2 separate regions of the Homo sapiens genome follow, and region 2 is linked to region 1. A link is a loop called in an ENCODE intact Hi-C map of the cell type or tissue named here. Cell type or tissue: MCF 10A. All regions are shown on one strand. Each heading gives the region's core, and the rest is flanking DNA. Links, peaks and the distances in the headings are about the cores only.

What was found. Peaks named below come from ENCODE experiments on the same cell type or tissue, not always from the same donor. Only the 100,000 strongest peaks of a DNase experiment are listed, where the experiment ranks them.
Region 2: it touches region 1 in a loop (5-fold over the local background); 2 of 110 quality-filtered maps call a loop at or near these places.

What each region holds. Positions count from the first base shown.
Region 1 is chr11:27,710,192-27,725,705 of GRCh38, forward strand. LOC124902652 (a long non-coding RNA gene) reads left to right here and starts at 12,051. Exons shown (of 2, transcript XR_007062633.1): 1 at 12,051-12,295. It also overlaps a transcript of BDNF not described here. RefSeq lists an enhancer at 11,789-12,297. In MCF 10A, for the core only: a CTCF peak has its summit at 7,357; DNase peaks (open chromatin) are centred at 8,270 and 9,150.
Region 2 is chr11:28,339,624-28,355,137 of GRCh38, forward strand. It overlaps a transcript of METTL15 not described here. Among named protein-coding and RNA genes, the nearest start is that of MIR8068, 130 kb to the right of the region's middle. In MCF 10A, for the core only: no CTCF peak of the experiment used is centred there; DNase peaks (open chromatin) are centred at 3,878 and 6,798.

The DNA.
Region 1 (15,514 bases), core at 3,903-11,902:
TAGACTTCCGCATCTTTGATTACTTATATGCCTTTGGCAGCTCTGCAAAGACCACTGACTTGTGTGCTAAGACATACCAGTATGCATCCAATCCCTCATTTAAAACCACATCTTTCTAGGAGGTGCTCTCTAGGAGGAAGATGGATGAAATAAATGTATCAGGAAGATGCCCAAGTAGATATGCTACTCCCTTACCCAGAATATATCCCAGCTTAGTTTCTAGAGCTAGTATCCAGAGTTCTGAGTTGGTGCAAAGACACAAAGGACCCAGACACCAATTCCTGGCATGCTCCCAAATGAGATGCTATTTTCAGGAAAGTTCCAAGTTTGGAGTGGATCCTTTGGAGGAAGAGCATTGAATTGCACAAGGAAAGCCAATAAACATTCTAGTCCCCAACAGGGACTATAAGCCTTGTAATTACGTTTTAGACTGTGCTTGTCCATCCTCTTCTTCTCCATATCTGTAAACAACATGTTAGCTTTGGAGGTTTGTCATCCACTGTGTGTCTTTGGAGAGGGTGTTCCTCATCACAGCATCTGCAGTATTATAGCCAGTAACAGTTCGCAAAGGCAAACTTATGAAATAGCTTCTAAACATACTAAATCCTAATCCAAACAATTTATAACATTTCTTACTCAATAACTCTCAGAAGTCAACTAACTTGGAACTGCCCTAAACAAGTTAAGAAAGGAGTCAGACATCATCCATTGGGTTAATAAACTAAAGTGGAAGGAAGAACATGCAGGTGAAAAGTTTCAGATTCTAATCTCTTCAGTGACTATATACTTATGTCTGGATCATTCTGTATCTTGATAGTGTTTTAAGTGTGATGATAATTATAATAATAAAAGCTAAGATTGAATAGTGATTTGCAGATTAGTGATTAAAAAAAGGGCTTTGACATTAGACAGACCTAGGTTTGAACCCAGCTTTGCCACTTATTGGCTCTGCTAATTTAAGATAGTTAATTAATTACTGATGCCTCAGTTTCCTTATCTTTAAAAGAAAAATAATCGTCTTAGCCTAGAAAGATTGTTGTGAGGATTCAATGAACTAAGGAAATGCAGAATGCTCACCATAGTGAGCTCAACAAAGTTAGATTTTATTATTAATGTATATGATCCTAACAAAACATTGTAATACTGTTTCCATTTTATGATTATGAAAACTGGGCTTCAAAAAGGGTAGGTGACAATTAGCTATTTGAAAATCTCTCATCGGTTAGCAAAGATCAAAATGATTCTAAAGTAGCACTCCTGGAAATGAATTGTGAGACTCATGGCCATCTCAAAGAGTTGTGGTCAAGATCTTGTAAGAAAATGTGTATGTAAACCATCTGATAATGGGAGACCCAGATTAAATCTGGGTGGTAGCTATAAGATGGGGAGGCACAACTTCATAATGGACTTTGGAACCAGAAAACTTTGGGTTTGAAGTTTAGCTTCTCCACTTCAGATTTTCTGTGTTAGTTTGGGCAAGTTACTTAAATTCTCTGAGCTCTAGTTTTCTTAATCTATCTCTGAGAGTTACTTTAAGAGTTAAGTAATATATGCCAAATACAAAACAAATAACAGCACTGGATGAATGCAGAGTAAATGTCATCCCACATCATTATAATTTCCCATGGTGTAGTAATGACAAACAGGAAGAGTTTCAGTAATCTCTTGGGTTAGTGAGGTCAGAACAGGTATCTTAAGCAATGCTGAGTTAATGACCAGAATCTGAACTTTTTATCTTTTTCAATGGAGTGATGGATTGCTAGGGTAATGGGGTTGTGCTGGTGATGCTAAAGATAAACGTTAGAGTAATAGCAAGCTCAGTCAATAGAAACATGCTTACCATACCCTGGCCTTCTCAGTATTTGGTCCTTTCCCCACTTGACAGCTTGTCTAATGGCAAATGTGAATTTTAAAAGTTTTCTCCCAATGCTGATTTCCTTTTGCCAGGAAGGAAACAACAATGGCTAATGTTGACATTTACTAAATTAATATTTCTGAATCTATGCTGTGTTAATAAGTGCTTCTCAAGTGTTCTGTTGTTAAATATGTGTGGGAAATGTTACACAGTAGTACTTGCATGCTTTCTCACCAGTATACATCACAGACACCTTCATATCACGTCAGTTTTATAGATATTTCAAAATACATTGATACTTATCATTATTTCAAAATTATAATATTTACCTTGCTGTTAGATCTTATTTAATGTATTAAAAAGCATATATATTACTATATCACACAATATATTATTTTAAATGTTTTTATAACTGTACATCAATGCCACTGGCTTCCTTTGTAATCTTATACATTTATTTCATTCACTTAGAATTTTTTTTTTTTTTTGAGACAAAGTCTCACTGTGTCATCCAGGCTGGAGTGCAGTGGCTAATCTCGGCTCACTGCAACCTCCACCTCCCAGATTCAAGTGATTCTCGTGCCTCAGCCTTCCAAGTAGCTGGGATTAAAGGTACATGCCACCACGCCCAGCTAATTTTTTTTTTTTGGTAAAGACAGGGTTTTGCCATGTTGGCCAGGCTGGTCTGGAACTCCTGACCTCAAGTGATCCACCCGCCTTGGCCTCCCAAAGTGCTGAGATTACAGGTGTGAGCCGTCGCGCCTGGCCCCATTTAGACATTTTTATGAGAAGGGTTTACATAAGCTTTACCAGACTGCCAAGAGAGTTGAGTCCATGGCATGAAAGTCATTACAGTGAGCAATTCTTTCTTTCTTTCTTTCTTTTTTTTTTTTTTTTTTTTGCCAGGCTGGAGTGCAATGGCATGATCTCGGCTTACTACAGCCTCTGTCTCCATGGTTCAAGTTAGTCTCCTACCTCAGCCTCCCAAGTAGCTGAGATTACAGGCATGAACCACTAATTTTTTGTATTTTTAGTAGAGACAGGGTTTTGCCATGTTGGCCAGGCTGGTCTGGAACTCCTGACCTCAAGTGATCCACTCACCTCGGCCTCCCAAAGTGTTGGGATTACAGGCGTTAGCCACCACACTGGGCATCAGAGCAATTCTTAAACATTGATTATGGAAGTTATTGGCAAGTAAGAAGTCCTTAGCGGAGGAGGAAGGTGAAAGCAGAAGAAATCATTGTTTCCTACTAAAGTAGCCAGAACAACAATGAGCATGGAAGGTAGAGAACAGTCAATTCAAGAGCCCCTGTATAATTAGAACTCCACTGTGACTTCCCTTTTTATTTCTCAATTTTTTCCCACATTCTCTTTCTTTTCTCTATTCACTCACACTGCAATGCCCTATCCCAAAGGCTTTGGATGTTTGTGACACCTTTCTGCAATCACCTAATTTGTGTATTTTTTCCCCACAGTAACCTTGTTACTTAGAGACAGGAGGTGGTTGATATATTTCCTTGAAGCGGGAGGAATCAATTCTAACTCCTTTTGGTACTGATGAGCATGGTGCTACAAGGAAATTTCTAGATAGCATAACATTATAACATTCACTCTGGGAACAAAGATCTCAGAGCATTTTCTGCCGCTATTTAGGAAAATTGTTGGATCACCTTTCCCAGGTTGCGAAGATTTTGGAGTGGATTTAACATTCACTCAAAGGTTAAAAACTTTGACAAAGTACATTTTACTTCCTGTAGTGGTCTGGGAAATGCCCAGAGTGGATCAAAATGTCCTATACAAGCTACAGCTTTCTCCCAGCTTCAGGCTGAATTCTTAAATCCAGAGGTTGCATGTTACTAAACTGCTGGTTTTTAGACACTAGACTTTAAAGATTTTTTATTTTTAAATTAATACTTTGTAATACATTTTGCCATTTGTCTAAAATAGAATTCAAGAATGATGTCTGTTATGCCTAGTGCATCAGAAGTTATTTTAAATATGACATCTTTATAAAAGTCAATAGCTGCCTCATCAAAGGGCAATCATGTCTAGTGTGGGTGGCTGTGCCAATTGTTTTTGAACTACTGCAGCAATCTAGCCAATCCCAGGGAATGGCTTGCAGTCTTTCTACACCCACATTTTTTTTCTTAATTATCTCCACCAGGCTGAGTTAGTTAAGGACAGATCTATAGCATTTCCTGGATGTCAAAATGCCCACACACCTTCTGCAATCCTTGGGCTACCTGCTTCCTTTCATGTTTCTTTTGGCTTGTCCATCTAATTATCTATTATCATGTGTATATAATGCATTATTCATGAGACCCAGGCAATTTCAGGATGTAATATTTTTGATTTTAAAAGGAAATGACCTGAAAAATTATAACTTCTGCTTGCACAAAGAAAATAAGCAGTAAATTTGATAGCAGGTCTTCCATCGCACCACCTGCTTTTAAAAATAATCCGCAGAAATTTGAGATCATTCTCTAAATTAAAACTTTCCTAGCCATCATTCCATAAATGAACAGGTTCAACACCTAGATTCCTTCTATTCTGGGTTCAAATATGTTACTTTGATTTTTTTCATGATATACTTCTTAACAAGTTAAAAATTTGCGGTACCCACCCAGAATTGTAAATCACCAAAGGTTAGGGTAACTTAGGCCTTAATTTCCCCTACACTGCAAGAAATAGTTATAGACTATATCTTTTATATCACTCAAACTTGGAACGGAAGTGGAATTTAGAGTTTATTCTGAGAACATCTCTTTTGTTTTATGTGTGAGGAAGCAGAGATCAAGAGTGACTGATTGACTTTTTTGGGTACTGACAAGCGGTTGGAAGTAAAGCCTAAACTCAGGCTTTTAATCTTATTCACTGTGTTCTCTTGAAAAAAGGAATCTTATGAGTCCAGAGGTCTGTCCCCTTCTAAGGATTGGAGCAAATAAAGAGACCAGTCTTTGTCTCTAGGCCACAAGATCCACCAAGATAGGGACCATTTGGTCTTGCTTGTTCTTGAATCTCCAGATTGTAATACAGTTCCTGGCACATAATGGCAAATTATGTGTTGCCAATTAATACTTACAAAATAAAATTATGAATGCTAGAGTCTCTATAGAAAGTATACCTTTTGGGCAAAATGGGAAATGATCAGCCAAGCTCATGATCCACATAAGTATCAGAACATCTACCAAGATAAACAAGTACCCAGTGTCCAAGACTGGGATGAAATTCCAGAGGATTGAAACAAAACAAGCCAGCATGAATTCATGTATCAGATATGAGCTGGGCTAAGTGACCTCTGAGAACCTTCCCAGAACCCAGATTCTATGATTCACAAGTAAAGGTAATGTACATCTTGGCTTTGGTTCTTCTTATTCTTTGTATTTGTTTTTTGGGGAATTAGCAACTATGACTTAGATGGTATGTCAACTAGAGGAAGAGTCCTGCTTTCTTTGAGTGTCTAACTGTGGGAGAGGGAAATACTGTCTTAGGAAGACTAGTTAAAACTTTCCATTAGGCCTGAAATTTTGAAAACTATTTGTAAAAAATGTTTTTAATTTAATTAAATAAATCAAAATAGGAGAAAATAATGCCTACAGCTCCCTCTGATGCCCTAGTGGAGTTTAAGGCAGCATGGTCTAGAGAGGAACAAACACAAATTTCCTTAAAATTTGAAGAAAGACTCTGAGTTAGTCTTTACATCTTACTGGCAGTGTAGTGTTAGATAATTCTGCACCTTACTTTCCTCATCTGTAAAAGGTGATTGGTGATTCCTACCTTACATGACTGATAAGGAAATCAAATGAAACCTATAGAGAGCTGTCAAAGTACTATATGAATCTAAAGTGTTATTACTAGGAAATACAAATAAAGTCTGCACTATAGCAGAAAAATCTCTTATAGGATTGTTTTATAATGTTGGAAAGAAAGCAGAAAAAAAATCCACCTGAATTTTTAAAAAGTCAGAATGAATACTCCAAAAATTGCCAAATGAGATTAGAGGCAGGGTTAAAGAATTCATCCTTCCCTCTCTGCACCATAGTGTTTTAAGGGTATTAATCTTTATGAAACACGTGTATCTTTCTCAAAAGACACTTGTTAAAGCAGCAGCTCTACATTCCAAAGTAAAAGAGGAAAGATGTCATATTTTTGAAATTATAATCACCTTTAAGCCAAAAAGGGGAAAAATTTTTTTGTTGAAAAATTTAATCTTTCTTTAAGACCTCTATTTCCATAGCACTCAATGATGGTAAGCTTTCACTAGATGCTAATGTTTATTTTTATTGCTAAGTAGTACGCAATGTTCTTGACATAGATTATGGCATGTAAATTTAAGAGACTCACTGCTTGTTAAATTCCCACTAGAAAACACACACAGAGACACACACGCCCATACACACACACACACAGACACACACACACACACACACACACACACAGCAGTAGCAGATCAGCAGAGAAAGACACCAGCCAAAGAAAGATAATTTGAGATACTTCTGAGGTAGCAGTTGTAAAATTAAAATAAGCAACTCATTAAATTATCCATAGAGTGAAAAGAAAGCTGCAAAAATAGATATTTTTCTGGCAAGTCAGTGCTTTTCAGAATAAATTTAGTTTTCAGCAGAGCTTTTAAATCTGATGATATCAGTTCATATTCATTAGAGTTATTTAAGTGGTTAGACTAGTTTGTCTAATTAAAACCAAAGAGTAGCTTTACTGGCCTTTGAGAGAAGTATATTTAATAAAAAATATGCTCAGTTAGACATCATTTTAACTGACAGATTGTAAGCAATATGATCGAGTGAATGTTACTTGAGCAAGTTTGAGCCTGGTCCCAAAATTACAGAATTACAAAATAAAAACCCTTTGTAAGTCATGCTTTAATGCTGGTTTTCCCTCATTTCTGTTTCTTGGCTGATTATCTATTTTGTGGTCATCCAGTCCCTTGCCTTCTCTCTCGCTCACTGCCTGATTTTGGAATGTTGTTTCTTACTAAAGCTTCCCCTAGAGGACAGGCCAGGAAAAGGAAAGAAACTAAATTCACCAGCTTCTCTTCTTATTAAGAATTTAGATCAGAAATCTGATAGGGAAAGAGTCTGGCAAATGAAAGGGGAAGCTTATTTATGTTGATTTTAGATCTTTAAAAGCCTTCTTTCCAATGTACATTAATAGACAATTGAAAAATAATATTTTATAAGCCAACTAATCACTTGCTTTTAAAATCCCCACTTACTACCTTGAGCATATACATTAGATTATGTTTTAAAATAACTAGTACTCTGGTTCAGTGAAATGAAAATGATATGTGCAAAGAGAATGTCATAATGATACCTCCCATTTATGGAGTGCCTGCTTCCCAGTTTGCAAAGCCCTTATATATATTCTCTTCTATCCTCCAAAAATTGCTGTGTTGTAGGTCTTACTATCAATGACACTGAAAAAGCTACTGGCAGGATGCTCATATTCTCATCTGAATCAATACTGGTATACTCCATTGGGGGAGCTAGACCAAGCTAAAATCTCACATACAGAAATATTAATATGCAAGACCAAGGGGTATAAAAGTAGGCTAGGTTACTGTTAATTTAATAGCATCTAGGTTAAAATTCTCTCTCTTTCCTCTTTCTTCCCTTCTTCTCTCCATCACCTTCTAGTCTTCTGACTGATTCCAAACAGGACAATTGAAATGTCTTGCCTTCATGCTGAAGAGCTCTTTGTAAATACACATAAACAGTGAATATCAGGTGCACCATTTTTAAAGTGCTATTCATTTCCACAACAGTTTAGGTGAAACCATGTCATCTTACAAGTTGAGTGTGTGTGTGTGTGTGTGTGTGTGTGTGTGTAGAGGATGACGTGACACTTTTGAGGTTTATTTAAGTTGTTAAAGACCTCAAGGTTACAAGACTTAGACTGTTAAGCATTTTTCCTCCCAGAGACACGAAATCTACAATTTTCTCGATTCAACTGTCAACTAAATTGGCAAGTCAACTAAAAGGATAATATTCCCTTAACGATGCATTCATTTGAAGCCCTAGCAACTGTATTAGGCAGCAGCGAGTATTCGCTAGCAAGGGATGGCGCGGGGAGAGGGAACTCTGCAATTTAGAGTGACAGATGATTTCTTTCCCATCCATCAAGCTGCCTCAAAATGTCACAATATTTACACCTCTTTCTTGGTGAATTAGAATCCAGAGACAAGCAGACAGAAAGAAAAAAATAATAATTCCGGCCGGTTGCCGCCTGATTGGAAAAAGCAAGCGTTGCACCTTTAAATTCTGCTCCTCCATTCCCCGTTCCGCACACCACCCCCCCCCGCCCCTCCCGGGATTTTGCAATAAATCTCCCAGTTCTGCGTTCAGCCCTGCAGATCCGTATTTAAAACAGCACCATCTGGGAAGGGTGGGTGGCGATGGTGATGCGGGCGCCTTGGAGTTCCTTTGCAGCACGCTTGGAATTGCATCAGACTGATCAGAAATCCCCCCGCCCCCAAGCTCAGCCCCTCCCGCCACGCTCCCCTGCCCGCCCCTCCCCTCCCCTCCCTTCGCGTAGATCTGACTGAGAAAACGACTGGATCTCGGAACAATCTGTGCCCCATTCGCTGCAGGCTTGCTCCGTAAACCCTGCCCTACGCTCCCTTTGTGTGCCGAGCAGCCTATCACCGTCATCTGATCCTAGCGCCTGTTTTTTATCTTTTCCTTCTGAATTTCCACAATATCCTCGCTTCGCCTATGAATCCACCTGCGCAGAGTTGGGATTCTTTCTTTCGTTCGTTAAAACAGTGGTCTTGAGTTTCGGAAACAGATTTTTCCTACGTTCCCCTCACCCCTACCCCAAGCTCTTGCCTTTTAATTAAGAAGAGCTGATCGGGGGAGGAGTCCAGAACGACCAAACCCTGGGGCGAAAACTGCCACCGGGCTTGGCTCTGTGGCCGGAACAAAAGGCCTGAGAAGGGGGTGGGGGTGAGGGTTATAGGAGTGTGGAGAGCCTGGTGGCCCCCGCCCAGGGGCGCCTAAGTCCCTGAGCTCCCTGAAGAGTGGCAAGAGGATAACGCAGCCGCGCGTTCCGGCAGTTCGCTGTCCCCCGGGGGTGCAGGCGGGGGCGGGAGAGGTAGAACACAGGTCTGGGCGGCTCCGCGCCGCTTCTATCTCACCCGCCAAGCCCCTCACCTCCACCCACCGCCAGTCCCCTGCCCACCCGGGTGGCGGCGGCGGCTCAGCGACTAGCCGGCCGCCCTCCACCGGCGCCTCCGGACGCAACCTCGCCCTGGCAGGGCGGTCTGCGCGTCCAGCTGATTGGTGGCTCTGTCCAGCCGCCGCACGGAGCTAAAAGTGTTCTTCTCCACCGCCTCCAGCCGCCCAGGCCCCCTCGCCCGGCCCGCTCTCTGGCTCTTCGGTCCGGAAAGGACCTTCTACTCCCAGGCGGAGGCTCCCCTTTCCCTGAGTTACCCCGACTGACTCGGACCTGGGCTCAGTGAGGCATCCGGCCCGGCTGGGGAGCGGAGCGCGGTCTCGGCAGCTCCCCTTCCCTTGAGAAAGCGGGAACCCTCTAAGCCAGCGCCCGAAACTCGCGGGGAGGGAGGACAGAAGGGAAAAAAAAAAGAAAACCCAGAAAGAAGCATCCAGCGAGGAGCGAGGGCGACGGAGAGGAAGAGATAGAATGAGGGAGGGATGGAGGCTGGAGGAGGGGGCGGGGTGGAAGAAGGGGGGCGGGAAGGAGGGAGGGAGGGGGAAAGAGAGGGAGGGAGGGATACAGAGAGAATGAATCCTTCTCACTAGAAGAGCTGAAATTACCTTGATTCATTTTTTTGTGTTGGAGGTTTAGCTTTACCTCCTTCCCTCTTCCCAACCTCCACCTCCTCTCCCCACCGCACACCACCTCCACCGCCTGATTCTAAATGCTACAAAGTCAAATTTTAGGAATTCGAATGTTTTGCAAAAGCTTCATAATTAGTAATGAATCTACTGTACACACACACACACACACCAGCAAAGAGAACGGAAAAGAGGGAGGTGAAGAGGAGAAAAAGAGAGATAAATCTTACATTTGAATCAGACATTTGCAGGTCCAAGTTAACTAAACTCATTATATCCGCAGGAAGACTGAGTTTCTTTTTTTTCTTTCTCCCTTTGCCCCAGGGTTCTCACCTAGGGCAATTCAAACTGGGCAAATACCAAGAAACAACCCCCTCTCATGCTCTCCCTCTACCTCCTCCCCTCCACCACGCGTCCTCTCCGGAAGACAGTATCAAAATAGCTCAAGAATTGGGGATGCAAGGGGTCCCCGCCCTGGTGCTTACCTTCTTTGCGGCTTACACCACCCCGGTGGCTAGATCCTGGAGATAAACACTTGCATTTCCCAAAGTTAACCCAGTATACCAACCCGGAGCTTGCCAAGAGTCTATTCCAGCCTACACCGCTAGGAAGCCAACTTCAGCGAGCTCAATGAGGGGACCAAACTGGGGCTCGCTTTCCAAACGCTCCGCTCCAAAATCTGACTCTCTCTCCAGCCCCGATCTCAGTGTGAGCCGAACCTCAGAAAAGACGCTTTTTAAGGGCGACACAGGGTTGGCTTTACAGCGGGGCCAAGAAGACTACCTGGGGGTACCGCCACCTCGGACAAATCCGTTGGCTCTGTCCAAGGTGCTGAATGGACTCCTATCGCCCGGATTACACACCCGGCACAGCAGGAGGAAAAGGCTTAAAAATCTCTAATTAAGTGATACTTGATATTGCTCTAGACGGTTTCTTCCACTTCCTTACGGTTTGTCACGTGCGGATGGCTTTGCCAAAGCCATCCTGTTAATAGTTGATCACATGTTGATGAGAACCTTTTCTTCTACGAGAGGATTACCCATTACCGGTGATATGCACTTCTGACTTATTTCTCTCCCCCCAACCCCACCCCCCATCTACACCTAAACTCCCAGTCTTTACCCCACCCTTACCCCCACTCCACCCCCTAACCCCAACCTCTAACAGCATTATTGTTTTTAGATGGAAATTAACCCCCTTGCAAATGTCAATTACATGCCCACATATAAATCATAGAATATGATCATACACCATACACATTAAGGAAAAGAATAGAATGCAAGACTGCTGAGAGACAAGCATCAGCCTTGAACAACCAATATAACACACACCCCCCCACCCAGCTCCAAGTTTGTTCCACGCAGTTCCACATAGCTGTGTCAAATCTCAAATGATTCCAATTAAAGTTGCACTGTGTAAAAACCCGATTCCCCTGGCCTGAGTAGCTGCTGTTCTTTGGCGTGTGAAGTGCTAGGAAGAGCCGTGATATGCCCGTTGTTAAGCAACATGTCAAGATTTTTCAATTATAATGCAGGTTTTATTGCTACTCACCATTGTGCCTTTGCTGTCCTGGAGACTCAAGTGTCTTAAAATCTCGTCTCCCCAACAGATGCTGGAAGGTAATGTGTCTTGTTTGAAGTCATCATGTGAGAAGTTCGGCTTTGCTCAGTGGATCGCCCACCACTTGGTGTGACTTATGAATCTAATAACCCTTTGCAATATCCGCAAGCTTAAACTCTCAACCACCTTGGCGACTACAGAAGACAAAGCAACTGGCATCGATGTCGAAAAACCTATAGATTTACGCAAACGCCCTCACTCCGAGAGACACGTTTCCTTTTGAGTTCTTACGTGATTCTAATGAATGAGCGAGGTTACCAATGATTGCCCAACTGCCCTGCTATGTAGCAGGTGTTTCCTAGGGCTGCCTTCTAACCGCCCGTTACTGGGTCCTGGCACTGAAAGTTCCCAGAGAAAGTGAGGAGTTTCAGGGTACCCCTGTAAAAAAAAAAACTCAGCCTGCACACCGCTCCCTTGCCCACTACGCAGGTCACACCTGGGGCTCCGGCGAAGCTGAATTCGGCTCGGGAGATTTCCCTGTCGCCAGGTAAGAAAACCTTCGCCTTGTCAGGCTAGGGCGGGAAGACCGCTGGGGAACTTGTTGCTTATCAGCGCCGGCAGACTACCGCTTTAATAATAATACCAGAAAAGCGCAGCAGGGAGGGGGTGGGGGGCGGCAACGGCGACGACTAACCTCGCTGTTTACGTGACCGACTCACTGTGACTCTCTGGGTAAAAAAAGGAAACTTCTTAGAAAAGTTCGTGCCCCTCCCCCTCCCCCATCATGACTAAGGGTCTCCAGCCGATGAGGTCGTGAGTGATGATCAAATGGGGACTGGGGGGAGGGGGGCGAGTAAGTGACTTGTCCTTGGGAACATCTGCATGCGTCGAAGCGCGAACCAGCCCAACAACTTTCCCTTTTCCTCTTAGGTACTGATGACTAGGCGAGAGGCACCAAGGCGAGCCACTAGTTGCCCACAGGAACCTGTGTAAGCCGAGCTCTCGAGCGGCTGAGTTGAATGAAGTTATGACTGCGTTTGCTCTAATGGGTTATGGCTTCCCAAATGTGAGTTAACAGCCCCGGTGCGCAGCTAGGTCGGAAGGCGAGCCGCGGAGAGCGGAGCCGCGGGCCAAGGCAGGGACGGGAGGGGAGGCGGCAGGTTGGGCGCTCCGCTGCTGCTCGGTGCTGCTTCCCCGGAGCCGCTTCCTCATCCTGCGGGGGCTGCCCCGCCGCCGGGGTGCCGGGGTGAGCGCGGCGGGAGCCAGGGCTGGGGTGGCGAACCTCGGAGGGGGCTCTCCCAGGAAGCCCTGCGGTTAGCGCCCGCGCTTCCCCACCAGTGGCTGCGCAAGCTGGGAAGCGAAGAGGTCACGTGTTGGCGGAAAGTAACTTGGAGGCGAAAGGATGAACTTTGAGAAGAGGAAAAAAAGCACAATGAAACAAACTACCCCCTTGGAGTGTCTAATAGAGGGGGAGGCGGGAGGGGGGGCGGAGGGGCGCCGCTCTCCGCGGGAGATGTGGGGACGACTCCGGAAATCTCGGGAAATAGGCAATAACTCGAGCTTTGGCAACGTCCCCCAGCCTAGGGAGGCGCTAACGCAAGGTATCTTTCCACTGAAGCTGCCCTTTGCCTACCCTCAGCCATCGCTAGCACAGCAGAGCAGAAGAACCAGGGATGAATGTAGACCAGTTGTTATGGAGATGTCCGTCGCTCTGAGGAGCGCTAGTGCCCTGGGAAGTCCCCAGACGCATTTCAGGTTTCGTCGTTTTGGCACTGACACCATGATTTTACTCGCTCTGAGTTCCCACCAAGGGGAGCCCACCAACGGCGTCACAGGCCCTGGCCGTGGCGCTATTGACTGCAGGGATGAGGCACAGCGATGCTGCAGAAGATGGTGGATAGCTCTTAAGTTTCAGACCACCCAGCCCTTTCCAATTTCCAGTTTCTTTATTCCAGTCAAAAGTGCTTTGTTTGAATATCATTCTTGCTTGCTTATGTAGAAAAATCTTACTTACACGATAGGATGATTAGAAGCAACAGAACATAAGCATTCAGTGGCTGCTTCAAGGTCCTCCCTCTCCCATCCCAGAAATGCCTTCCTTATGGAAAATAAGTTTTACTTCCCAATTATGTGCATGGACCTCTGTTCATTGCAGCCCCCATTGGTACTGGGTTATTATTATTAGCAGTAAGTCTAGTGTTGAGTTCATGCTTCTCTAGAAATGTTTCCAAAGTCAAACAGGCTTATCTTAGGCTCCAGATAAAATATCTGTATACAAAAGCTTCCTGGTTCTCATTAGGAGTAGTTCTAGATTTGCCAGGCTCCTGGAGACCTGAGATGGGTCCTTATGAAAGGATTTCAGAAACCCTCACAGTCATCAACACAACAGTTCTCGCCAAATGAAAGGACTGCTCAAATTGCCCACAAACTGCCACTTTTTGTCCATCCATGAATTAGCCAGCAGATGCTGCCCTAAGACTGGGACAGCTGGTACATACCATTCTCAGAGGTCTTGGGGTACAGGCTTTGTGGACAAAACTGGTTTTTTGAGAATGGAATCCATAATGCTGTTAATAACTTTCCTTGCCTACTGACAAATTCAATGACTAGCACAGATCTGCAATCTTGAAAAGACATAAGGAGATGACCACTGTATATGAACATATTATTCCCCATTGCCATCAATGTGATATATTTTTCTGACTCTTTTGTCAACAGTTTGTGGTCTGTATAGAAACTATCAGCTACTCCTCTGCTGGATCTTTATTCTGAAAATTATATCTTACAGTGGGATACCCTGAATTGTTGGTGTAGGTGCCTGAGGATTCAGAACATGAATGACTGATTAGTTTGAAATCATTTAGACACATGATTGTACTGAAGATATTTCCCAAGAAATATGTTTAACCAGTGCTCTTATTTCTTGGAACCATTACTAAAACCTCCAACTCAGGGACCAAAATGATGGACAAGAGTTGCTAAATAATAAGGGTTGATATAGGGAGCTAGGGAGAGTGGTGAAGATATGGTGTTTGCCATATATCTATATATACCTATTCCCACTTTGGATTTCTCAGTGATCTGATAGACAATTCTCTTCTCTTGGTGCACTATCAACTCTCCAACCTTTTATCTCCATCCACTCACTTACATAATTTTTTTCCATCTGCAGAAATCCAGTGTCTAATGTAAGTAAAGATTGCCATAATTTCATTTGTTAAGATAGATGCCAAGCACTGTATGTGTCACAATTTTCATCTCAGTAGCACTTATTCCTGGGGTTATCTTATTTTTTCATACAACCCCAATCAGCTGTGATATGAATATCACACTTCTCTGGCTCATTTGACCCCATTTATATTTAGTAATGGCAAGAACATTTCAGACTGAATAGTGAACAAATCTTATTCCTTAAGGATCACTACCTAACAACATGACCAAACTTAAAGCAAAATGTATTAATACAACCTAGAAGGAAGGATTTTTGCTTTCAAAATATGGGTATTGCACTCCTTATAGATGAGCTGTTTAATATTCACAGTTTTCTACCTATGCCACAGTTATAAAGCTTGTTCTTTGCCCACATCTTTATGAAGATAGGTTCAAAAATTAATACGAGGCTCATCAGTATTAGGAGGCACAAAAACTTCACTCAGTAGATGTGTAGTCTTGGAATTGGTGGGAGATGGGTAACAAAGCAGGAGTCTACAAAGTCAGAAATGAAAGAGAACTCCTTTTTCTTAGAAAACTAAGAAATAATTGGAGTACCTCTTAAGACAAAGTCCACTGTCTTTATTTCTAAAAGGAAATTCAGTAAGTCACTTTTAATAGGATGGTTTGTGTATTCCTTACTATATATCAAGGAAGACAAAGATGAGATAGTACTTCCATTCTTTTCTCCCAACTTGTCTTTCCAAATCTATTTGGTTGTAGTTAATTTCCAGGCTCTCCATCTCACCTGGAGTTGGATAGATTATTTCCATCCTTCCTTCCCACTCTTACTTCTCCTTCCTTTTCAGTACTTATTCTGTGCCAGGGACTCTGATGGGACTGGTGATCCACATGTTAACAATTCTCTACCTAAAGTATCTCAGAAGTTAAAGAGTGCTTGGTTAATAATAGCTGAGAGGTCAACAGTGCCTTCCCCTTCATTACCTCAGGATCACTTGTTACAATCAATGCAGAAGAGTAGTCACAGAGAAGCTCCTGATGGTGATATAATTGCTATCTTGGAGCCTAAAAAACAAAAAACAGGTAGCAAAAGCCTTCTGTTTATGATATAAGA
Region 2 (15,514 bases), core at 3,592-11,591, 630 kb after region 1:
AATCAACAGCAACAATGTAGCAGAAGCCATATTTGGAGAGAAAGTGACAGAATTTCCTAAAACTGATGAAAGACATCAAACTACAGATCCAAGAAGCTCCCAAACTTTCTAGGAACAGCATAGTAAAACCTGCTGCAAATCAAAGTTGAAGAAAAAAAGTCCTGTGAGTTGAAAGGAAAGAGGCATTCTCAAGGAATAAAAGTCACATGAGCCATGAGGAGGAGAAAGTAGGGGGGAAAGGGGAACTATTCGATGATAAAATCCAGCAAATCAAGATGTGAAAAACAAAAAATCAGTAAGGGAGAAGTTGTCTGGTAAAAAGAACTGTGATAAGCTCGGAATCCATGTAAATACAGAACTAAGAGTAAACAATCATGAGAATTATGGTTACAAAGCAAAATACACAAGGCTTGAAAATATAAAACTAGCAGCTCACTGAAATTATGAAGCTGAAGGGTCAGGAGATAGAGAAGTATACGTACACTAATTTGTTTTTAAGAAACAAGGATTCAATTCTGTCAAAATGTTGGAATCATTTTTAAATCATTTTAAAAATGATTCCAACATTTTTGTACATTTTATAATTTTGGTGACAAGGCATTTTTGACTAAAAATCTAGATTGAGCAATCCATTACTCTCTAATTTCAGTTAAATTCAAATTAAATGATATGCTTGTATTAAAAAATAAGCTACATAGTCCGATGTGCCCTCTCTATAAAAATTTTTGCTGTTCTAAAAGAAACTATCATCAGAGTGAACAGGCAACCTACAGAATGGGAGAAAAGTTTTGCAATCTATCCATCTGGCAAAAGGCTAATATCCAGAATCTGCAAGGAACTTAAACAAATTTACAAGAAAGAAACAACCCCATCAAAAAGTGGGCAAAGGATATGAACAGACACTTCTCAAAAGAAGACGTTTATGTGGCCAACAAACATACGAAAAAAACCTCATCATCCCTGGTCATTAGAGTGATGCAAATCAAGACCACAATGAGATACCATCTCACGCCAGCTAGAATGGTGATCATTAAAAAGTCAGGAAACAACAGATCTGGAGAGGATGTGGAGAAATAGGAACACTTTTACAGCATTGGTGGGAGTGTAAATTAGTTCAACTATTGTGGAAGACAGTGTTGCGATTCCCCAAGGATCTAGAACCAGAAATACCATTTGACCCAGCAATCCCATCACTAGGTGTATACCCAAAGGATTATAAATCATTCTACTATAAGGGCACATGCACACATATGTTTATTGCAGCACTATTCACAATAGCAAAGACTTAAAACCAACCCAAATGCCCATCAATAATAGACTGGATAAAGAAAATGTGGCACATATACACCATGGAATACTGTGCAGTCATAAAAAGGATGAGTTCATGTCCTTTGCAGGAACGTGGATGAAGCTAGAAACCATCATTCTCAGCAAACTAACACAGGAACAGAAAACCAAACACCACATGTTCTCACTCATAAGTGGGAGTTGAACAGTGAGAATACATGGACACAGGGAGGGGAACATCACACATCAGGGCCTGTCAGAGGTTGGGGGGCTAGGGGAGGGATAGCATTAGGAGAAATACCTATTGTAGATGACTGGTTGATGGATGCAACAAACCACCATGGCACGTGTATACCTATGTGACCTGCACGTTCTGCACATGTATCTCAAAACTTAAAGTATAATTAAAAAAAATTTGCTATTCTATTTACTCTTCTGTCCTTAGTGATACATGAAAGATATTCTTTATTAATGATGTTTAATTCTAGGTGGAGGGATTTAGTATGTTTAATCATTCTTTGAAAATGTTTTCTGTTTTAAAATGTTTGTAATGAATGTATATCCATTTTACAAAAGCAGTCTAGTTTCAGTATTATTTTGAAAGAGCACAGATTTTGGAATCATCTTGCATATAAATTTATCTCTAAACCTCATTTTACTCTTCTGAAAAATGAGGATGTTAACACCTATTTTATAAGGTGGGTGTATTAAACATGAATATTTATATATACAAGAGTTAAATAGGGTATGCACAAAGTAGTATCTTTTTTGTTTTTGTTTTAGTTACCGTTGTACTAGTTTGTCAAATAGGCTAAAATAACACATCTCTACTTACTTATCTGTAAAATGATGGAGTTTGTATTGGACATGCCAGTGTACTCTCCACTTCTGGAGTGGACTCTTCTCTGTGTGGCCATTTTGCAATCTTCCATGTCATTCCATGACCACCCTCTATCACCACACCATCACCCCAAATTTCTTGTTCCATTCCTATCACAGTTAATTGGCCCAGGGGTAGACTATGATGTAAAACTAGGCTAATCCTGGCTACAGGTGACTGACCCAATCTAGATCTTTCCTATTTTTAAAAAACATTCATGAGAAAAGGGGATTTCTTGGGCCCACTTCAATGTCTGAAAGGTGTAAAACTTAAAACTGTCAGGGCCACATTTTCACCATGTAAAAAAGAGTGACAACTTACAGAAGGAAAATAAAAAGACAGGAGTTGGAGAGCTCTTCCTGGGAGCATTCACATTCTTCATCCCAGTTGTTCTAGAAGCCCAGGTGTATCTATGCCCTTCCCATGATTTAGTTGTGCACCCATTCTTCGATTCTATTTTTTTATTTTTATTTTTATTTTTATTTTTTTGTGATACAGGGTCTTGCTCTATTACCCACACTGGAGTGCACAGATGTGATCATGGCTCACTCAGCCTTAACCTCCCAGGTTCAAGTGGTCCTCCCATCTCGGCCTCCCGAGTAGCTGGGACCACAGGTGTGTGGCACCAGGCTGGGCTAATTTTTTTTTTTTTTGTAGGGACAGGGTTTCTCTATGTTGCCCAGCCTGGTCTTTAATTCCTGGGCTCAAGTGATCCTCCCACCTTGGCCTCCCAAAGTACTATAACTACAGGCATGAGCCACCACACCTGGCCCCATTCTTGGATTTTATAAGCCATGAAATTCCTCTGTCCTTTCTTCCCCATTTTAAAAAATGGAATCAGTTTGGGTTGGATTTCTGTTATTTATAACCAAATCAATAACAGGTTTAGAATAGATGACTTTTAAGGCTTCTTTCATCTGAATGTTAAGTTAAACTATGTTCTTCACTTTTACTTGGTAACTGATTCACCTAAATGGGATTTTTCAGTATCTTAATAAAGCTTTGTGAAATTGTTTTGTATGCACAGTTGTACAATTCACATCCTAGTCTGTAATACAGTATGTTCTGTCACATATCTTTGTCGTTAGCCCTACTAACCAACATTTGATAATGTGCTTTTGAAAGAGATTATTTGACTCATACAACTTTCACTTAATCATGGCAAACATCTTACATTCCTACACAGTGCTGATTGGTAAGAAAAAGAGAATATGTCCTCTTCCTGAATTTATGTATATTCTTTATGATTCTGCTTTTCTCTTTTGGATGACAATGTACTTCTAACTGTAAAATTATTGTTTTCATACAAACCCCTTTGATGATGAAGAAAACCATGTTTAAATGCCAGCCAGATGTTTTTTCATTTCCCATTGTATACATACATATATAATATTTTTTCATGGGGTGGGGAAGGTCAGGGAGAAGAAAAAAAAAAAAAAACTTATAGTGAACATTGAACCTATCTAGTTATTCTAGAATCTATCTTTGTTCCTTAGAAGAAATTAAACATTTGCCTTACAACCAGAGAATAAACATCAACTAGAGAAAGCTATTGAATTTCAAAATCCCTTTGAAATGTCACATTAACCTGTTTAACTTTCAGTCAGTTCTTTAAAGTAGCAAACATTTCCTGATGACTCCCAGATCTACGACTGCTTATATTTCTCTAACTTAAAAGTTTGTTTCCTTCACTCACAAACGAACTGTGGTGAATGACTCAGCACTGTTTGGGCCTGGGAAAAGTGTATCGCAGCTGCAGTCCTGCATGCAGTCTTTCTTCAGATCAGTTAAATTTTTGAGCATTGAACAGGATCAAATGCTAAATCTAGTCTGTTTGACTAAAACTCTATACAGCTCTAGCCTTTTATTTAGCCTTCCAAATAAATTCTAATATTTAAAGTTGTATTTGTGCATAGGTTGTCTTTTATTTTGAAATGTACAGAAATCAGGCAACAACCATTTATTATTTTACTCAACATCTATTGAGTGTCTATTTGCAAGGCACTGGGGGCAATAGAGTAAAAAAAGTGCTTCTTGTTCTTGAAGACTGCTGTTTAATATAGGGTGAGACAGATATGCCAATTTTGAAAAGATAGTAGATAAACAGGGAAAATTCTGTAATAGAAGGTAAGTACTATGACAGCCCAAAGAAATAAAGAAATGAATGAAGTTTTCTTCCAAAAAGAACTGGGTTTATAACATTCGTTTAAGGTGAGAACTACAAGAGTTTTTTTGCTGAATCATCAATAGCTTAATTTCCTGGGACATAATTCACCAGGTGGCCTTTTCTTGTAATGTCATTGATAGTCTACTTGTTTCACCCTTACTTTTTGTTATTCTTGTTCACCAATCGCCATGCACTTTGACTTCCATGATATAGTTTTCTCAAAATGCTCTCTGTAGGATGACCAAGCACCATTTAGTTCTCCATGACATATGAATGCACATATTCACATTATTAAGAATACTAATATTGAGAGACATGGATGACTATGTAACAGTAATTATGAGATAATAACCTGTCTGAATGAGCCATATCTTCCTCGAATTAGGATTCTTAATATTTTTGAAGCCATGGTTCCTGAACCTTTGAAAAATCTAATTAAAAGTACAGGCTCACTAATGAAAACAGCACATGCACACTAATTTTGTTTATAATATCAAGAGATTTATGAAAGCTCTTCAGTTCTATCATGGGCTCCAGTCCAATAACTCCTGTACTAGAGAAACTTCTCTCAATTCAAGTCACATTTCCCACATGTGACCCAGTGATATGTCAAAGGGTAAAGGCTGAGATTTCTGCCTTTGAACCTCATCTGGTTCTTTCATACCTGGGTGCTTCAAGCTCCATACACTGTCTAAGAGAATCTCAATTTTGTCATCAATTAATATGGCCAGTGTCCCTGCAAAGCTAAGCTGGGCCCTCACAGAAATTTTGTGTTGGGCACAAAGAATGGAAGAGATTAAGTGATGTCTGAGGATTTGAATAGATTGACTATTCTAGACTAGTGCTGTCTAATATAAATATAATGCAAGCCACAAATTTTAGCCACATTGTAATTATACATGTTTGAGAAGCTACATTGAGGAAAGTAAAATGAAACGTGAAATTAATTTTAATAGTATAGTCTGTTTGATATATTCAAATTTTTTCACCATGTAATCAATATAAAAATGGAACGTTTTATATTCTTTTTTTGTTCAAGAGTTCAATATCCAGTGTTTATTTTACACTTACAGCACATCTCAATTTGGACTACATTTTAAGAACTTAATCACTACAGGTATATCTGGCTTTCTTAAAGAAATAATCCATTTTTCACCTTTTAAAAATAATTCCAGTCCCCCACCATAAGTATCTGGCAATAAATGAATAGTTTATCTTTTCTTTTTTTGTTGTTGTCGTTGTTATCATTGAGACAGCGTCTCACTCTGTCACCCAGGCTGGAGTGCAATGACGTGATCTCGGCCTACTGCAACCTCCACCTCCCAGGTTCAAGCGATTCTTGTATCTCAGCCTCCAGAGTAGCTGGGACTACAGGCGTGCGCCACCACGCCCGGCTAATTTTTTGTATTTTTCGTAGAGACGGGGTTTCACCATGTTAGCCAGGCTGGTCTTGAACTTCTGACCTCAGGTGATCCACCCGCCTCCGTATCCCAAAGTGCTGGGATTGCAGGTGTGATCCACCGCACCTTGCCTAGTTTATCTTTTCTAACTCAGGATAGTCATATATATTATTTTGGGAAATACAATTCTAGCTTGAAGAAAAAGGAGTATAATACTTTGCTGCATCACACATGGAATAAGATGGAATCTGTGTTCTCTGAACTGCAATGCAGCAACCCTTACGTATGAAGAAGCTGCATCTTTTCATTCCTTTTTTCTAAAGGACCAGTGGATTTGGTGCGCCAACAAGACAGCCTTTAAAATAAAATGACCAAAACAGACCTTTGTACCTACATCCAAAATCAAGCAAACTCATAGCAACATCTTTAAAAATTGCTTCAGGCTGACCACACCAGGATTGCTTTTCACATTAGAATTAAAAGATGGTGTCTATTCTGAGTAAATCAATGCATTCCTGACCAGGAACAAGTAATCACAGCATATATGAGGCCAGGAATGACATTTATAATGAAAGGTATTAAATGATTATTTTCTAAAACATAGAAATTCTTCACCGCCTTCATCACACAAAAAATATAAAAATAGGAGTAGTCTTGAAGACCAAATGTCAAAGCTATCACTCATATGCAGCAACTATTTTAAAGACACATCTTTAGCATGATTCCTCAGTTAAGCTACGTCCTGTATGCATCTCATTTTTGGAATAACAATTTTCTTGCCACTGAATGAAAATATGTTCTGAAATTTAAGCACCAGTTTTTTACCCAATTAAATGCTCTGTTGTGTTTTTAAATGGCATCATTTGAAACAGGCACATTATCCTTTGAGGAAAGGGCACATTGTTATGTTTTTTTGAATCTACACTGGGCATCTTGAATCTTTCTTGGAGTTAAAAATGTTCCCAGTGCTAGCAGTTAATAAATGTAAATAAGATTTTTTTAAAATGTGGCTACAATATTACAGTGTTAATTGCATTACTCACCAAAAATGCAATGAGTCATATTTTATAGGTGTTTCTTATGCAATCTGGAGGACTTTTTAGGCACTTGATAGAGAAGGAAGATACTCCAAACCTGGTAAAATGAGTCTAGAAAGACCATTTCCTTTCTTTAATGGGGTTTAGAAAATTTGTAATTAAGAATAAACTAAAGCAACTTGAAATTTTGTTATGGATTTATAGTCTTTTCAACTTCATCAGAATCACAAGAAAATTTGTTGATTTCAATTGTTCCCAACCTTTTCAAAATCAAAAATACTTTACAACAATAACAATGTTTAAGAAGAAATGTGTCTTCCTACTAAATAGAAGTCAAATTTATTTTCCTATTTTTATTTAAGGCATGTATAGTTACTAACCAGCATGTGTTTCGTGTACAACAACTTGTGTTCCATAATACATCAAGTAACTCCAGGGAAAAGAGAATTATGTATTATTGAGGTTAGCCTCCACAGGTGCACCAAAGACTAAAAACAGAAGACTGACCACATTAAGGCAAAGCAAAATGATAGACTCTCCCAGATTAGATGTCCATGTTTACTAACCACAGATTGACAAATGTAGTCATGGCTCAGCTCAAAAATGTCTATGACTCTTGTAACTAAGAGGAAATTGATACTTAAATAAGAACAAAGATGAAATACCAAATACTTGCACTTAAACTCCTTCACATGTTTCCTTGGAATTTCCTTCACCTCTTCTTCTAAAAGATGTGGTGGTAATGAGAATGTGCTTTGTTTCCCTTCTATTACAGGGAGCATAATGGACCAAGGGTACCTGCTGCTGCACTTTGAAGTGCAGTCTTGTGTTGCCACTGAGGCCATACCTACCAAGGGGTAGTTCCTACCAATGGTAAAGTGAGGTAGGAATAGTAGGGCAGCCTGATTCTTGGGAGAGAAGGGGACTACTGTCATTTACTTTGGCTGAAGGATTCATGAATGGTTTTGCTGAACATACGACCCAACCATCTTTACCTCTCATCTTCACTTGGGGTCAGACTTACATTACAATCTCATGGCTCTTCCAGCCCTCTCCAGCTCCTACGATATTTTCTTTCAGGAATGCATTTCTCCTAATAAACTCCTTCTGTATTCAATCCTGAATTGGCATCTGCTTCTCAGAGGACCTGGACTAACCCATCAACGCTAATGTCTTTTCCAATTCCTTCAGGATTAATCACTGAATTTCTGTGTACTCATTTTACTGTGCAAAATACAGAGGAAAGTGATCCTTCATAATTTGGCCCCAGCCCATCTCCCTGGCTGCAGCTACCGTCTTTCTGTGCTTTCTAGGCACCCAACTCACTATAGTACCCGGAATTCCACACTTTTGAAAATGCTGTCTCCTGTGCCTAGAATGATTTCTCTCTAAGTTATATGACAGCTGCTTCATTTTGCAAGACCATATCTAAGTTATCTCCTTTAGTAAGCCTTTCCTAACATCTCTAAGCAGAATTTAGACAGTGTCCTCTTCTTGCACCGATACTTTAGCATTTTTGAAGATTGGCCAGTTGTGTTTCAACATATCCATCAACTTGAGTTTGCCAATGGTTCCTCATGACTAGACCCAGGTTATGAAGTTTTGGTCTGACTGTCACACTTACTATTTTATTTTCATTACCATCCTATGAGATTGCACATGATATCTATGTGTCCCATTACTGATGGTGTTTGTTTCAATCACTTGATTAAGATTACGTCCACCAGGTTTCTCTACTTCTTGTTCCCTTTGTAATTAAAAAAATGTTTTGAATGGAGATACTTTGAGACTATGTAAAAATCTCGTTCTTTACCTCATTTTGACCTACTAGTTGTAGTGTCTGTTGAAGTTTCTTGCTTGGGTTAATTATTATGATTATTGCCAAATGGTGAGTTTATAAAACAATATTCCTTCCACATTTATTGGAAGCTTTCTGCTGTAAGGAAGAGCTTACTCTTCTACCCATTTATTGAATTTCTTCTTATTATTTTAAGACAGGGTCTCACCCTATCAGTCAGGCTGGAGTACAGTGGTGCAATCATGGCTTATTGCAGCCTCAGCCTCCTGGACTCAAGCAATCTTCTCAACTCAGCCTTCTGAGTAGCAGGGACTACAGGTGCATGCCACCATGCTTGGCTAGTTATTTTATTTTTTGTAGAGAACGGAGTCTCACTATGTTGCCCAGGCTGGTCTCGAACTTCTGGACTCAAGCTACACTCCCTCAGCCTCCCAAAGTGCTGAAATTACATACAGGCATGAGCCACCACTGAACTTTGTCTATCCATTTATGTATGTATGTATGTATGTATGTATGTATGTATGTATGTATGTATGTATGTATTTATATCATTGGGGTACTAGATTATTCAATGGGTTATAATTTGCTCTTTTAGCATTATTTAATGTTTCAATTGTACTTTGGCCACTGGGAGCCAGTTCCTTCAAGCTTACTTCTGTGTTCTTTTAATATGTCTGCATTCTTTGAGTATTTCCTTTCTTTCTATTATGAAAGGTGTTCCAGGCTCATCACATTCTCAGCCTCAGCCCTGGATTCAGTCATTTCTTCAAGGAGTCTTTGTTCATTTCAGTATTTCAAATGAAGATATGAGCATTAGGTGATCATTACTACTGGAGTACTATTACTCTTAGGCTGTTTCAGCAGATAGCTAGGAACCACATACATTTATATTTATCTCTATATACATCTACAACTAAAACTAATAGCTCACTCTAGTACCTTCAATTTTAATCCAATTTTGGCTGGGTTTATTATTGCTTTATCTTTTCTTTAATTGTCACTCCCTTTCCAATAGTGAAAAACCTGGTTCTCATTATTCACAATATATTTACTATCTGCTCAATCTCCCTGGGTGTGGCCAATCTGATAGTGCTGGGCCACCACACCCCTTGCAGGTGGACTTGCCCTGTGTTCAGATTAGCCTCCTCTGCACAGGTCTGCCTTCCTTATCTGGGCAGGCTACCTTTTCCGGCCTCACACAGGGCTGTTTGACAATGGAAGGCAGGATACTAATATATTGTCTAAATAAAGGAAAGGAAAGAGGAAGATATAGAGCTACTAACATGTCTTTATTCTTTTTTAATTGCTTACTATTTGCTTTAAAAAGAGAAAGCAAGTATCAGGTTTAGAGCCTTCTATAAGGAGTAGTATCTAGAATTTAATAACACTATTTGCTTTAATTGTGAGTATGTTTAGTTCCTTGATCTATTTATTTACCTTAAATATATTTTAATTGCAGAAAGAATTAAATTATTTAATCTGCCCAGTTCTTAGGCATGTAATTCAATGAGTTTTAACAAGTATATTTACCACATTGAGATTTAGAACATTTTCATCTCCCCAGAAAGTCCTCGTCAATCTCCATCTTTTGTGGGCAACTACTGTTCTGATTTGTATCAGAATTCCTTTTGCTTCCTTTGTAAATATTTTTAGAGAAAAGAAGTTAATAAAAAAATAAGATTACAAATGTTAACAATGATGTAAGGAGTATAGAATTGCACAGAAGGTGTTGCATAAATGATGAGAGTTGGGCACAATGACTTGTTTCATGGATGTCTTGCAGAGTTTTTCTCTTTCCCTTAAAAGTCTTTCTGTTGCTACAGTGGAGATAGCCACCTGTATTAGACAGGCTATTAGATAAAAGCTCTGGCCTTTCCTCTCTACTCTTTCCATATATACTTTTCTTTCAAGCACTATTTATATACCTTCTATATGCTATGTGCTCTAGGGCCTGTAGACAAATAAGAAACGGTTCCTGTATCCAAAAGAGAGATGGCCACCATAATCTGATCCATGGGAATATTTACAAATCTGGGCCACAAATTCTTGTTTCTTCCTTATGGATGATGGCTAAAATTCACAAATCCATTGATTTGCAAGAGGATAATTTTAGATGTATTTGAAGGAAATGAGAAAAAAAGAAGAACAAAGAGGGTAGAATTCCTATTTCACAATTTGAATGTGGTTTTTAAATAAACAAAATTAGTTTTATTACAAAATTACATCTGGCATTAACAAAACAAAAAGGTCACCCATACTCTACAATTTAAGCATGTTAACTACTGAATCAATCCAAGTAAACTAAAACAATTGTTCCTCTAATGGAAAAATCAAGTTATAAACAAAATTACTTTGGGTTGAGGACTTTTGGATAAGAGCCTGGTCTTGCTAAATTTTAATACACTCCTTCTTTTTCTCTACTTGTTTTTGACTTCTTGTCTTTTTATGGTCAAGCACCTGACCCCAAATAGGGAATTCATTTTGTACTGCAGTTAGCACATTGTGAAAAGGGATAAATATAATTCAAAAATTGATGCTATCAATCAATAGGTATTCACTGACTGTCTGAGCACTATAAGACAAAAATCTCTGTCCCTAAGAGCTTCTGCTATATTTGGGGAAATAAATTACATGTAAACATTTGAATTTTGTGAAGCAGAAATGACAAACTCCCACATAGACATTCTTTACCTTAACTATTAAAATATATTTATGCTAGGTCACTGGTTACCAAGCAACTTTTCAGAGCAAGGATCTCTCACTCTCCCATATTGTACCTGGATTTGAGAAGTTTATCCAGTGAGAAATTAGAATGAGCTCCATTAATTTCTCCCTAGAGAGTAGGGCAATAGCAGCAGGGTCTACTCTACTTGTAAACCGTATGGAATTTGAGATAGACTGCTTAAAGCTATGAATTTAAAAAAAATTTTTTTTTTTTAAGATGGAATCTTGCTCTGTTGCTAGGCTGGAGTGAAGTGGTGCAATCGCAGCTCACTGCAGCCTTCACTTCCCGGGTTCAAGCTATTCTCCTGTCTCAGCCTCCTGAGTAGCTGGGACTACAGGCACGCGCCACCATGCCCAGCTAATTTTCGTGTTTTTAGTAGAAACGGGTTTCACTATGTTGCCCAGGCTGGTCTCAAACTCCTGAGCTCAGGCAATCCAGTCCACCCACCTCAGCCTCCCAAAGTGCTAGGATTATAGGCGTGAGCCACTGCACCGGGCCCAAAGCTATGAATTCAGAAACAATTATTTATCAACACAAACAAGTAGCATAAACATCTGGAATCTTCATTTTAGCTCCCTGCCCCACATGTCTATACCAATCTCTACCTCATTGGGAAGTCAATGAGTTAATTCATGTGAGAAAGTGTTTTATAAACCTTACTATACTATCCAAGTGAAAGGTTGTATACAACTCCATGAGTCTGAACAGTTTGCTGCCTATGCCCTAGTATGATATATGTGTCTTTGCATTTGAGTATAAATTAAGTGTAAACTTAAGGCAATTTAAGTACACAAGAACAACATTCACCAGTCATATGTAATGATGAAATAAGGTGTGGCAGGAAATTTACAACTGAGCAAAATCATAGGCAGTATTGACAGGTCTTAAAGAAAGAAAGCTCACAGCTAGGAAGGCGTTAAAGCCAAAGGTTGCAAGAGACTGTTTACGTTTTATAAACTTAGCTAGGAGGTTCACTTTGCCTGAAACCATGAGGCAAATTATTTACCCATTCTGCCTTAATTTCCCCCAATAGGGTGTCATAGTTACAAAGGTGAAAACTGGCACTGTAGAAAAAAAAATTGTGAGGCAAGTGTATATAGTATAGGTATTGTGATTCTAGGTAATGTAACTTATTATTCTGTTTACCTTAAATCTACTTACTTTCTTTGCAGGTTGCACTGGAGAATCTAAACTCTTTTGGAGATGTCCCAAGGCCTAACCTGCACCTCTTCACAGCATAGGCAAGAAAATTCTGTCTGACCTTTCTGCCGGGAGGAGGGAATGTTTAGGTAAAAATGAGAAACCTATGAAATCAGCCACCAACATGGCTGTGTCACTTTGGTGCTCCCACAACAACTTGAAGCATTTTTCATATTAAACTTAATAGCTGACCTGTCTACCCCCTAGCCTGTGAGATCCTTCAGGGAAGGACTTTCCCTCATGTTTTACTCACCTCTATTGCTCTAACAACTAGGGCAGGATAGTAGGGGAGACAATCAGTAAATATTTGTGGACCTGAATATGAGTAGAGGGCACTCAAGGAACAGCAAAGGCTTAGAAGTATCATAAACTTCATGTGTCCAGGAGGGAAAGAACAAAATTTAATGCAGACATTTTTACATACTAAGTCAAATGTGTAACATTTTTCAAGCACAAAATGTTATATACATTCCTCTTCCTCTTCCCATCCCTAAGTTTCACCTTATTCCTGCTCCTTACCCTGTCTTTGAACTCTTCTATCTCAGATTCTGATTTCTCCCAGTACCTCAGCCCTCCCTTTCCCTCTCCCCAATCTTCACCCCACCCCCAAGGGTCATGGATGTATTGAGGTCAAGATGAGGTGAAGCTCATTGAGGGAGGAAAGATAATTGGGCATCCAGGCAACAGCAAAAACTGACAGCTCAATGGTTCAATGTTTACAGTAAAATGTCCCAGAATCAAAATGATCACATCAAAATATATATTCATAGAACAATGGCCTAGTTTATAATATCAGTTGCATGATACGGAAAAGCAGGAGAAAAGGTTAAAGTGTTAAGAGATGGTCAGATATGAGTCTAGAAATTTTGTCAGGCATCAGTAGGGAAACAGAGAGGCTTTTAAGCAGTAAAATTAGAACATCACTATGAAAGCAGGATTTAAGTGTCATACAGCCATATTCAGCCTAGCTTAGAAAAGAAAAGCCCATATTCTGGGGCTCCAGTTAAAAGATTACTGCAGCTCTTCAGAGTAAGGTAATGTGAGGCCTAAAGGAGAAGAGCCCCAGAAGTATGAAAGGGGGTGATGACCAACTGGGCTTGGCAGATAGCAAAAGGCTCAAAAAGTTGACCCTAAGTTTTTGATCATAAATGCCTGGAAGAATATCTTACCTATTGACAAGGAGCCATTTTGAAGAGAAAAATGTTGTTTGAGAATATTAATTTTGAAATGATAAGAGATATCCAAGTGGAAATACACAGAAGGGCAGGAGGGCATCAAAATTTCGAAGGGTGTGCCACCAGACCTTGATTAATATGTAAAATTTACTTAGCTCTAACAGAGGCTCATATGATTATGTCTGTTAGAGGAAGTGTCAAAACAAGAGTGCCTACCATGTGATAGACAGCAGGTAGCCAGTGAATGAAGGAAAGATGAGGTAAGAGGTATAATCTTTGTGTAAAAATTGGGGGCTTAACTGGGATGCAAGAGATCTTTTCCTCATAAGTATGTAAGTGTAATAAGATGTCGGCCGGGCGCGGTGGCTCACGCCTGTAATCCCAGCACTTTGGGAGGCCGAGGCGGGTGGATCATGAGGTCAGGAGATCGAGACCATCCTGGCTAACAAGGTGAAACCCCGTCTCTACTAAAAATACAAAAAATTAGCCGGGCGCGGTGGCGGGCGCCTGTAGTCCCAGCTACTGGGGAGGCTGAGGCAGGAGAATGGCGTGAACCCGGGAAGCGGAGCTTGCAGTGAGCCGAGATTGCGCCACTGCAGTCCGCAGTCCGGCCTGGGCGACAGAGCGAGACTCCGTCTCAAAAAAAAAAAAAAAAAAAAAAGGTGTCAAGCAATGTCTAATGTCTATCTTGTAATTGTGATTAAAGACAATGGCTGAGAAGAACCTCATATTCTAAGAGAGAAGCTGGACATATCTCAGGACTTGCCAAAAGGCAGCAAAGAAATGAGACTACAGAACGTACCATTGGAGCAGGAGCTGAGAGGGAAATAATGAGAGAGAGTAGGTTAACAGCGCATCTATGGGGCTAGGAAAGGTCCCAGCAGAACTCTTAAGGACCCACAAAAGCACTCCCATAGAGCACAAAATATCTGCAGAGCACACCAGAACTGGATAACAATAGCACTCTTCATGGATGAACCCTTTTTCCCCTTTGCCTTTTCATCTTTTCCCTGTCCCAACCTGGTGTTACCAAGAGTAACATATTGGGGGAGAGGAGAATAGTATGTTGGAGCAGTGAAGAAGTGGGCTTTATCAATTTCTTAACTGCTAATCTATAGAATTCTTGGGTCATGGCATACTAAGACAGAGAGGAACCTAACATTGTATGAGAGATTGGATGTCGTTTTAGATTTATTTTTAATATTTGAAAGATTCTATTCTGTTATTAGTCAGATATGGCTAGAAAAGCTATTGAATTGGTCTGAGAGTACAGAGAATAGAGATCTGGCAGTATGGCTTGAGGGCAGCAGTGGATGAAAAAAAACCCTGACTTTATTGTATCCTACTTAGTTCAGCTCATTCAACAACAGAAGCAAGAAAGGTCAGGGCAGTGAATATTTCTACTCACATAGTGACATAAAGCTTAAGGGAAATCGGTGAGTGGTGTAATAATTGGGTACATTTCTTTTTTTCAATTTACAAAACTTATTTTTAAATCAGTATTGAACTTTTAATCCCTTCGTGTATGTTTTGAGTTATGTCAAAGTATGTTGCCAACAAAAATGTTTAGAGAATCACTATGGAAGGGAGTAGGAGACATGGAACTAGAAATGGGTGGGATACTGAGGCTGAGCAGTTTTTTAAAATCATCAATACAGAGGTGAGTGAGAGGACCTTTCCCTTAACAAAGAAATAATGAGAGAGCAGGTGAAGAGTGCATCTCTGGGACTAGGAAAGGTCCCTACAGGAGAACTCTGAAGGACCCACAAAAGCACTCCCACAGAGCACAAAGTGTCCACATGTTCCTGGGTCACCCCCAAAGTACTTGCCTGCTACTACACAAAG